Regions from separate parts of the Homo sapiens genome. Here region 2 is linked to region 1. The links are chromatin contacts, found by Hi-C or POLR2A ChIA-PET in ENCODE. All regions are on one chromosome and are shown on one strand. The core of a region is the stretch at or near the end of the contact, and the rest is flanking DNA. Distances in the headings are between cores, read along the strand shown. Region 1 holds the start of OSTM1 (osteoclastogenesis associated transmembrane protein 1). Region 2 overlaps OSTM1-AS1 (OSTM1 antisense RNA 1).

Region 1 (4,288 bases), core at 638-3,137:
CTCAAGTGATTCTTCTGCCTCAGCTTCCCGAGTAGCTGGAACTACAGACGTGTACCGCAATTCTTCTGCCTCAGCTTCCAGAGCAGCTGGGACTACAGGCACGTGCCACCACGCCCGGATAATTTTTGTATTTTTAGTAGAGACGGGGGTTTCACCATGTTGGCCACGCTAGTCTCCAACTCCTGACCTCAGGTGATCCCCCTGCCTCAGCCTCCCAAAGTGCTGGGATTACAGGCATGAGCCACCGCACACAGCCATGACAGATTTATTTTAAATAACAGGCTGACTTAAAGCAGGATCCAACTAGGTACAAATTTATATTTAGTGCAACTATAAACAAGTTTAGACAAGTTTAAATTTATGGAATAATTCCAACCACATTTTCATGAGACTACTTGCTGTCCCCGTAATACAAGAGGAACTTTCTCATTCTCCAATCCCAATGTTATTCCTCATGTTTTTCCTTTACCAAGCATATCCGGCCCACACCTCGTGACTCCCACCAACCCTGACACTCTAATCTTTTCCTAGTCTAAACTTTATAAAGTACTTAGGAGCAGGAATTGTCTGTTTTTCTTTTTAAAATTAAGTGCCTCACAGCAGCTACCACACACCTAGAGAACCCTTAAGGTATGAAGAATGAAGAGCAGTCTTACAATTTCTTAAAAATTTACCTCCCATTTACTTAGAGGTATTACTATGTGTTGTTTTCTAAAACCTCCTTTTATCCCCATTTTACAGATTAGTAAACAGGCACAGAGAATGTAAGTAACTTGCCCATAGTATACCGCTAATAAGCAGAGTGGAACTGGAGTCCTGGCCGCTAGCTAGCTCCAGACTGTTCACATCACTAAGATGAAGTCACAGGCAATATCTCTTTTAATTCTTCCAACAGCCGCATTAGGCAGATGTTCTTTCCACTTTATAGAGGAGGAAACTAAGGTTCTGAGAAGATAATTAATCCAAGGTTACATAGTTAGAAGTTGGTGGACATGAACATTTCTGGCTACAAAGCTCAAATTTCTAACCACTACCAGTGTCTCCACCCCACTTGTTTCAGAAAAGGATCCTTCCTGGCAACTCCAGGTGAAGATGAGAAGAAGCCGTGGTGGAGTGGGTGGAGGAAGAGCAAGAGGGTTGGGGAATCAGGACCCCCAAGAAAACCAATCACACCTATATGAACCAAAGATGTCCAACAGCATTCTTGGAAGCAAAAACCCAAATCCCAAGCCCCATAATGCCACCCCCTTTTTCTGATGACCCAACTCTACAGACTCAGTCCAACCCCTTTTTCTTACTGTTGGGGAAACTGAGGCCCCCAGCGCTGACCATCATTACACCCTCCTCCTTTCCCAACTCTCCTGAGCCACAGTCCCGGACGTGGTCCTGTACCCACCCCCGCGGCTCGGCTGATGTTGTCCATCTTGCTGACGACCTGTTGGAAGAGGGGGTAGCAGGTCTGACAGAGGCGCACGGGCCGGGCGCTGCGCACCAGACACCCTGTCAGCTCTGCGCTGCTGTTGGCGAAGTCCAGCAGGAGCTCCCGGCACTCAGGATCCAGATCCGGCAGGTCCGGGGGCAGCGACAGAGGCCCCAGCCCTCCACCCTGCAGGAGGGACAGGGACAAGTCCTCCACCTCCAGCAACTGCTGCTCCGACAGGAGGTCGTGGAAGACCCTGTGCGGACTGCTGCCGAAGGGGAGCGCGCCCAGGGCCAGCCCCGACCACAGCAGCAGCCCCAGCGGCAGCCACGGCGGCAACGAACACCTCCGCTGCGCGGCTGTCGGGCCCGGCTCCATCACCGGGCTCACACACCCCAGGGAGCCCACCGCCGCCTCTCCGCCCCCAGCCGGCACCGCGGACAGCCGCCGCTTCCGGTTTCCGCGAGCGCAGGCCGAGAGCCGGGTCACGAGGAGGGCGCGTCACGGCCCCGCCCCCTGCGCGCGGCGCCCCGCCCCATTGGCTGCCGGCTGCCTCCGGGCCGCAGGCCTTCGCGCGTGCGGGAGGGCGCCTACCCTGCGGCCGCGCGCTCTCCAGCCGGCGTTAGGCGCGGGGCGGGGCGGAGTGGTGCATTGGGGTATCCGTAGCCGAGGCTCGCCAGCCGGTGACCACGAGCACCCACCGCTTTGGACAATTGCATCTCGGGGGTCCTGACCCTTGAACGCCCAACCCTCTGGGAGTTCCGGGCGTCCTACAAGTTTCTTACCTCGCTGGACCGACGACGGCCTCCGCTGTGGAAATGGCCGTCGGCTGCGTTCGCAGAGAAACCCCGCTGGCCTGTGCCTCGGCAGATTTTCTGCATGGTGTTCCTTAGCGTAGTTTTTTCCTCATCCCATTTGGAGAGAGTAATAATGCCCGTTGGTTATTATAGGTGGTGGAGACTAGCGGTTTCCAAGCTTTTTGTTTTTGTTTTTAAAAAAACTCTCAACTGTCTGCCTCAGCGTTGTCAGAACTCTGTGAGATGAGGGAAATATTCTACATCTGCGTTATTAAGGCAGCCACTGGCCACATGTGTGGTGTTGAGCCGGCTGAGGAACTGAATTTTTAATTTAATTTAGGGCCGGCGCGGTGGCTCACGCCTGTAATCCCAGCACTTTGGGAGGCCGAGGCAGGCAGATCGCTTGAAGCCAGGAGTTGGAGACCAGCCTCGCCAACATGGCGAAACCCCGTATCTACTAAAAATACAAAAATTAGCCGCTGGGCGTGGTGGCGCAAGCCTGTAGTCCTAGGTTGAGCGGGGAGGATGGCTTGAGCCAGGAGGTCGAGGCTGCAGTGAGCCGAGATCGCGCCACTGTACCCCAGCCTGCACGACAAAGTGAGACTCCATCTCAAAAGTAAAAAGTATTTAACTTAAATGTAAGTAGCCACATCTGTGTAGTGGCAACTGTACTTGACGTAAGTCTGGTCCTACAGTGGCCAACAAGCAGGTTTGCTTGGAACTGAAGGGGTACCAGGGACGCAGCGCGTTCAGTGCTAAAGCCCAGGAAATCCTGGACAAACTGCTCAACTTGAAACTCCTATCCAGTTTCTGACATGCCCGAGGCAATAGCAGGGGACACTCTAAAAAGCGTCCTGATACCGTTGCCAGTCTGTAAAAAGAATTTAAGCTCATAACCTGGAAAACAGTTTTCTGACAAGTATCTGACCAACCAGGTTGGTAGAAAATTATTTCCGGGCTTTGTGTCATCCTGCTTTTCAGGGTTGTAATTTTTGCCTTGTAAATTGCAGAGCTGTTGCACTAAAGTCTACTTAGCTTAGGGTCCTAATTTATGTTTCTGAGGGTTCTTCAAAAACTTTTTTGTTGTTGTTGTGTATTTTGTTTGGTTTGGTTTTGAGACATAGTCTCGCTAGACTGCCCAGGATGGCCTCGAACTCCTAGGTTCAAGGGATCCTCCTGCCTCGGCCTGCCAAACAATTGGACTACAGGCACAGGCTGCTGTGCCCAGCCTGGGGGTTCTTATAGTTACTTTTTACCCCGTCTGTTTGGTTATTGTTTTATGTTCCTAAATTTGCTTGGGATAGCTAAATTTTGTTTCATTTTTGTTACTAAGAAACTGAATAGTAGGAAATTTGATTTGTGTAACAATAAACGTATTTCCAAAAGAGAAAATAAGTTGTCTTAAGTTTTGCAAAAGTCATCATGTAACTCTTAGGTCTTTCTATGTATTAGAATTATCTTTCTTTTAAATTCTTTCAAGCACCATCCTGTGTTGCAGGTGGATGTGTAAATTGTTAACTTCTATGGAAATCAATGTGCAGAACCAACAACCTTGCAAATGCACAAGCTCTTTGATGCAGCAAGTTCACAACCTTGTCATAGACACTTATTCATTACAATATTGTTTGTAGTGGTAAAAGGATGGCTTCAAAAAGCATGTTAAGGGGCCGGGCACGGTGACTCATGCCTGTAATCCCAGCACTTTGGGAGGCCGAGGCGGGCGGATCACCTGAAGTCAGGAGTTCGACACCAGCCTGGCCAACATGGTGAAACCCCGTCTCTACTAAAAATACAAAAATTAGCCGGGCATGGTGATGCATGCCTATAATCCCAGCTACTCAGGAGACTGAGGCAGGAGAATCTCTTGAACCTGGGAGGCAGAGGTTGCAGTAAGCCAGGATCACACCACTGTGCTCCTGCTCAAAAAAAAAAAAAAAAACTTAAGGAAATTACAGACACTTTCCCTCTTCCTTTCCTTTCCATTCCCGGAACAATTCAATCTTAAAGGTCAAGTAGAGCAAGATAGGCATCGGTGCTTGGTAGGAATGGGGTGTCAGAGGCCCAGAGAGAG
Region 2 (4,288 bases), core at 475-2,974, 59 kb after region 1:
TCTTTGGATATGGGAATGGTGGGGTTTTGTTTAAACTATGGTGTTGGTGACAAATAGAGCTCTGGCTTATGTTTCATAATGTATGTAGTTGTTTCCATGCACTTATCATCATTTAGCTGATTTTTTTTGTTTGTTTGTTTTTTGTTTTTGAGATGGAGTTTCGCTCTCGTTGCCCAGGCTGGAGTGCAATGGCTCTATCTTGGCTTACTGAAACCTCCGCCTCCCAGGTTCAAGTGATTCTCCTGCTCAGCCTCCCAAATAACTGGGATTACAGGCTAATTTTTGTGTTTCTAGTAGAGACGGGGTTTCACCATGTTGGCCAGGCTGGTCTTGAACTCCTGACCTCAGGTGATCCACTCCCCTCGGCCTCCCAAAGTGCTAGGATTACAGGCGTGAGCCACTGCACCCAGGCCCAGCCCATTAGGCTGATTTTTGACAATTACTACTTTTTCTTCTGGGAAGTTGGGAGCGTACCACCCTCCCTCATTTTCCCCGCTTTTCCCAGCTCACAGCCAGGAAAAGAGGAATGGTCCCACTAAAGGGCTACTGGGTCTAAGTTTGGCCTCCTGCAGGGTGGGGAGGAGATGGGGCTGGGAAGACGACAGGGAGAGAAGTTCCTCTCCATCCTAGCTGAGGAAGCCACTGGGCCTGGGTGTAGGTGGTGTCACCAGATATGATTTTGTCTGTGGTTCTTTCCTCTGTGCTGCTAGGAGCGGACAGTGACACTTCCCTCTTTGCTGAGGGGCAGCACCTCTTATCCACTCTGCCATGAGGGAAGTAAAGCAAACCAAAATGGCAATTTACCGTCGAGGCAAGGTTTTGTGCAATATTCATTCAATATCAATCTGGTGAGAGGCCAAAAGTACACTGACATTTTTTGCATGGTAAACAAGGGCCATGTGACATTGTTCCAGCTTTTGCCATAGAGAACTACGCAAAAACTCCAATCCATTAAAAGATGCTAATTCCTTAAAGAGAATCCATTGATGATCACTTGAAAAAGATGGAACCAACCCTGCCATGTAGTTTCAAAAATAAGTTCCACCGTGCATACAGAGTTGCCATTTGGGAAGATGAAAAAATTCTGGAGAGGACTGTGGTGATGGTCTCACAACAATACGAACGTACCTCGTGCCACTGAACTGTACACTTTCAAATGGTTAACATAATAAGAAGGAAAAAAAATCCACATTGAAAACTAAAGGCATCCCATACTCAGAGTTAACACCATCTTTAAATACATGATATTCAAACCGAAACCCTTTAAATACATGATATTCACACTGAAAGATACAGTCTTGTACGTGCAGGAGAGAAGGCGAGCGAGGGCATGGCAGGCAGGGCGTGTCTGTGCCACCACCAACACCAGACTTTCCATTCGCAAACAGCTTGTCAGACTGGAACTCTTCCTTCGTTCAGCTGGTGTTTCGGTGCCAGACAATCAAAGGAAAAGGAGAGAGAAACCAGCGAAGCCCTAGAGAGACAGGGAGAAAGCCTCAAAGCAACGGAGACAGAGCCGGGCCCCACCGCACGGCTGGAGGGCCGCCCCCACACGGAGCTGCCCCAGCCCAGGGCCTGCGGGGCCGAGTCGCCTCCCGGCAGCTGAGTGGCAGCCTCGGCTGCGGACCCAGGCGCAGCTTCCCCCAGAGGCCGGCGCTATTAACTCCCGGGGCCTCCTGCGGCGGCGAGGCGGTGGCACGGCTCCTCCCGCTCCCTCGGCCTCCAGGTTCAATAAGGATTACATCATGGAGCAAGTATGCGGGGCAGCCTGAGAATCAAAGCCGTCAGCACCGGCGGCTGGTTAACTGTACTGTTGCTGAAACACATCCTTCCCACCCCCTCCCCGCGCCCCTCTCCCTGCCCCGGCCCTCTGCTTTTCGTACCATTAAGGATAGCATTATTGGGGAGAGGAAAATCTGATCAAAACTGTCGACCGCCAACGACAGATTTTCTATGGATTCTATAAAGGCCACCTTAACGATTTCCCTAATTAATGGATGACATCTTTGGCTGAAGGAGAAACGATGGATTCGACTCTGTCTTCGTCTTTGTTAACCTTCTAATTAACTTTCGTAGGTCACCCAGGTCTCCCAAACCTGAAAAGTGAAGAGGCCCATTGTGCGAGGAGCAGTAAACTTACTTTTTCTGCTGGGGTACTTAAAAGGGAGAGCGGCTATAGGCCGAGAAAAATAACTCCATTTAAAAGCTTTGTGGCTGCAGAGAATACATAGGTCCCTCCCTTAGAAAATAATTGAAACACCTTTTATACCAATATTTCTATGCATAATAAAAACAAATTAGCAAAATGCATCTAAATTCAGCAGCACTTTCAAATTACCTTTTTTGGAATGTAAGCCTCTGCAAGTCAACAAAAGGAGTTGGGTTTAGAGAGAAAATTGCAACTGCAACAGCTATCAGCCTTTATGCTGAGAGAGCAAGGAACTCGGATCCCTCCGAGTCAGGGCCGGGAACTCGTATACCTCGGAGTTATCTCCCTGAGGAAATGCTCCAAAATACACTGCCCTTGCAGAAGCTGAGCTGTAAACTGCCTGAGGGACCTAAAGACTCTTCACAAATGAGCAGGACTTTTTCTGGATAGAGTGATCTTTTGGGGTTCAGAAATATTTTAATGGTGTCAGTGAAAAACAAACTGCAGTGGAAAAGCCAGAAAACGAGATAAAGCTCCACTGTGATCATAATATTGACAGAGCAGAGCAATTTATTTTAAAAAGTTAAAAAAAATTGAGTTTTATTTTTGGTAGATTTGCCAAACTAGGCAGATGAGTTGTGGACACTGCTCTAGTTCCTTGGCATCTTTGAGGGCAATGTAAAGGAGATACTGAGGGAACAAACAGCAGGTGCCCGGCCTAAAGTGGAACCAAATGGAGAATCCTTTAAATAATTTTGCTAAAGGAGCACTCCTCTGAGATAACTTGCAAGGGAATGGGATTCCTAGCCCAAGGACAACAGCAGCTATTTGATCATTGTTTTCTGGTTGTAAACAAAATCAGAGCTAATTATCAAAAAGCACAAACCTTTAAATACTGTCAATATTGTAATTTTATAAATTAAATTATAATTTTATAAATTTAATTGCTACTATTTAATATTTTAATGCAATATTTTAATTGTGTCTATTCATTTTTCTATGTCCCCTCAAATTTTTACATAGTTCAGATTATATTCTACTTTTTGTTACTTTAATACCTTAATACCATATCATTAGCATTTTTCTTTTTTTTTTTTTTTTTTTTTTGAGAAGGAGGCTTACTCTGTCACCCAGGCTGGAGTGTAGTGGCACGATCTTGGCTCACTGCAACCTCCGCCTCTCAAGTTCTAGCGATTCTCCTGCCTCAGCCTCCTGAGTAGCTGGGGTTATAGGTGCAAGCCACCACGCTCAGCTAATTTTTTGTATTTTTAGTAGAGATGGTGTTTTACCATGTTGGCCAGGCTGATCTCAAACTCCTGTCATTAAATGATCCACCCGCCTCAGCCTCCCAAAGTGCTGGGATTACAGCCATGAGCCACCGCACCCAGCCTGTTTTTCTTTTTCTTTTTTTAACATTAAAAAAATTGTTTTTCAATTTAGAGATAGGCTCTACCTGGTTATGTTGACCAGTCTGGTCTCGAACTCCTGGCCTCAAGCAATCCTTCAGCTGCAATCCTCCTGCCTCAGCCTTCCAAAGCCCTGGGATTACAGGTGTGGGCCACCATGCTTGTCCATCATTAGCATCTTCTGTTCCCTTTTTTTGTAAAAATGGGAACAAGATACCTTTTGGGTCCACATACCCAGATTAAAGGTGGGGGCAACTTGATATCTATTTCTAGAAAGCTCTCTGTCACTTGTGGGGAAATAAGTGCTCTCGGGCACTGCCGCAGGCATTTAAATTGCTACAATCTCTCTGGGCAATTTGGCATTATCTATCTTGGTAATTTTTGTAAATTTTGTAATCTTGCTTTGATGTAGCAATTCCTCTCTGGGAATTTTCCCTAGAAGTATATACTTGCACATGTAGAAAATATTATATGTAGAAGGTTATTCTTTGCAGCATTGTTATAATAGTGAAAGACTGAAAACAATCTAACTGTTCAACAGTAGGGAACTGGTTAAAGAAATATACTACATCCTCGACAGGACTGTTATGCTGCCATAAAAAATAGATGAGGGTGCTCGTTATGTACCAATTTGGAATAGTCTCCAAAATAGCCTGTTAGGTAACAAAGCAAGCAAACAAACAACAGCAACAAGGAGCAGAACATTGTGTAAAGTACGTCACTATTGGTGGGG

The links. Hi-C counts contacts between places; a loop is a spot of excess contacts on that map. ChIA-PET counts read pairs that join two places held with the same protein, here RNA polymerase II (POLR2A). Pooled maps may share reads with other maps.
Region 2: a loop to region 1 is called in a pooled map, with 2.5 times the contacts of the local background. The contact joins the enhancer-like site here to the promoter of OSTM1 in region 1. A Hi-C loop is called at or near these places in 1 of 168 maps with a recorded cell type or tissue (breast epithelium) and 4 of 50 pooled maps. POLR2A ChIA-PET finds 5 or more read pairs at or near these places in 2 of 52 experiments (HCT116 and activated naive CD4-positive, alpha-beta T cell).

Annotation. Positions count from the first base shown.
Region 1 is chr6:108,072,854-108,077,141 of GRCh38, forward strand. It overlaps OSTM1 (osteoclastogenesis associated transmembrane protein 1), which reads right to left and starts at 1,888. Exons shown (of 6, transcript NM_014028.4): 1 at 1,397-1,888. The coding sequence starts at 1,798. RefSeq lists a silencer at 1,659-2,098.
Region 2 is chr6:108,132,352-108,136,639 of GRCh38, forward strand. All of the region lies in intron 1 of OSTM1-AS1 (OSTM1 antisense RNA 1), which reads left to right. The region is part of intron 1 of LOC124901368 (a long non-coding RNA gene); the gene reads right to left. Among named protein-coding and RNA genes, the nearest start is that of OSTM1-AS1, 11 kb to the left of the region's middle. RefSeq lists an enhancer at 1,249-1,328. Within about 2 kb of position 1,725, at least 21 of the 41 ENCODE cell types and tissues checked have a DNase peak (open chromatin) inside an H3K27ac peak, as active enhancers do; they include HCT116 and breast epithelium, where a contact is called at or near this core.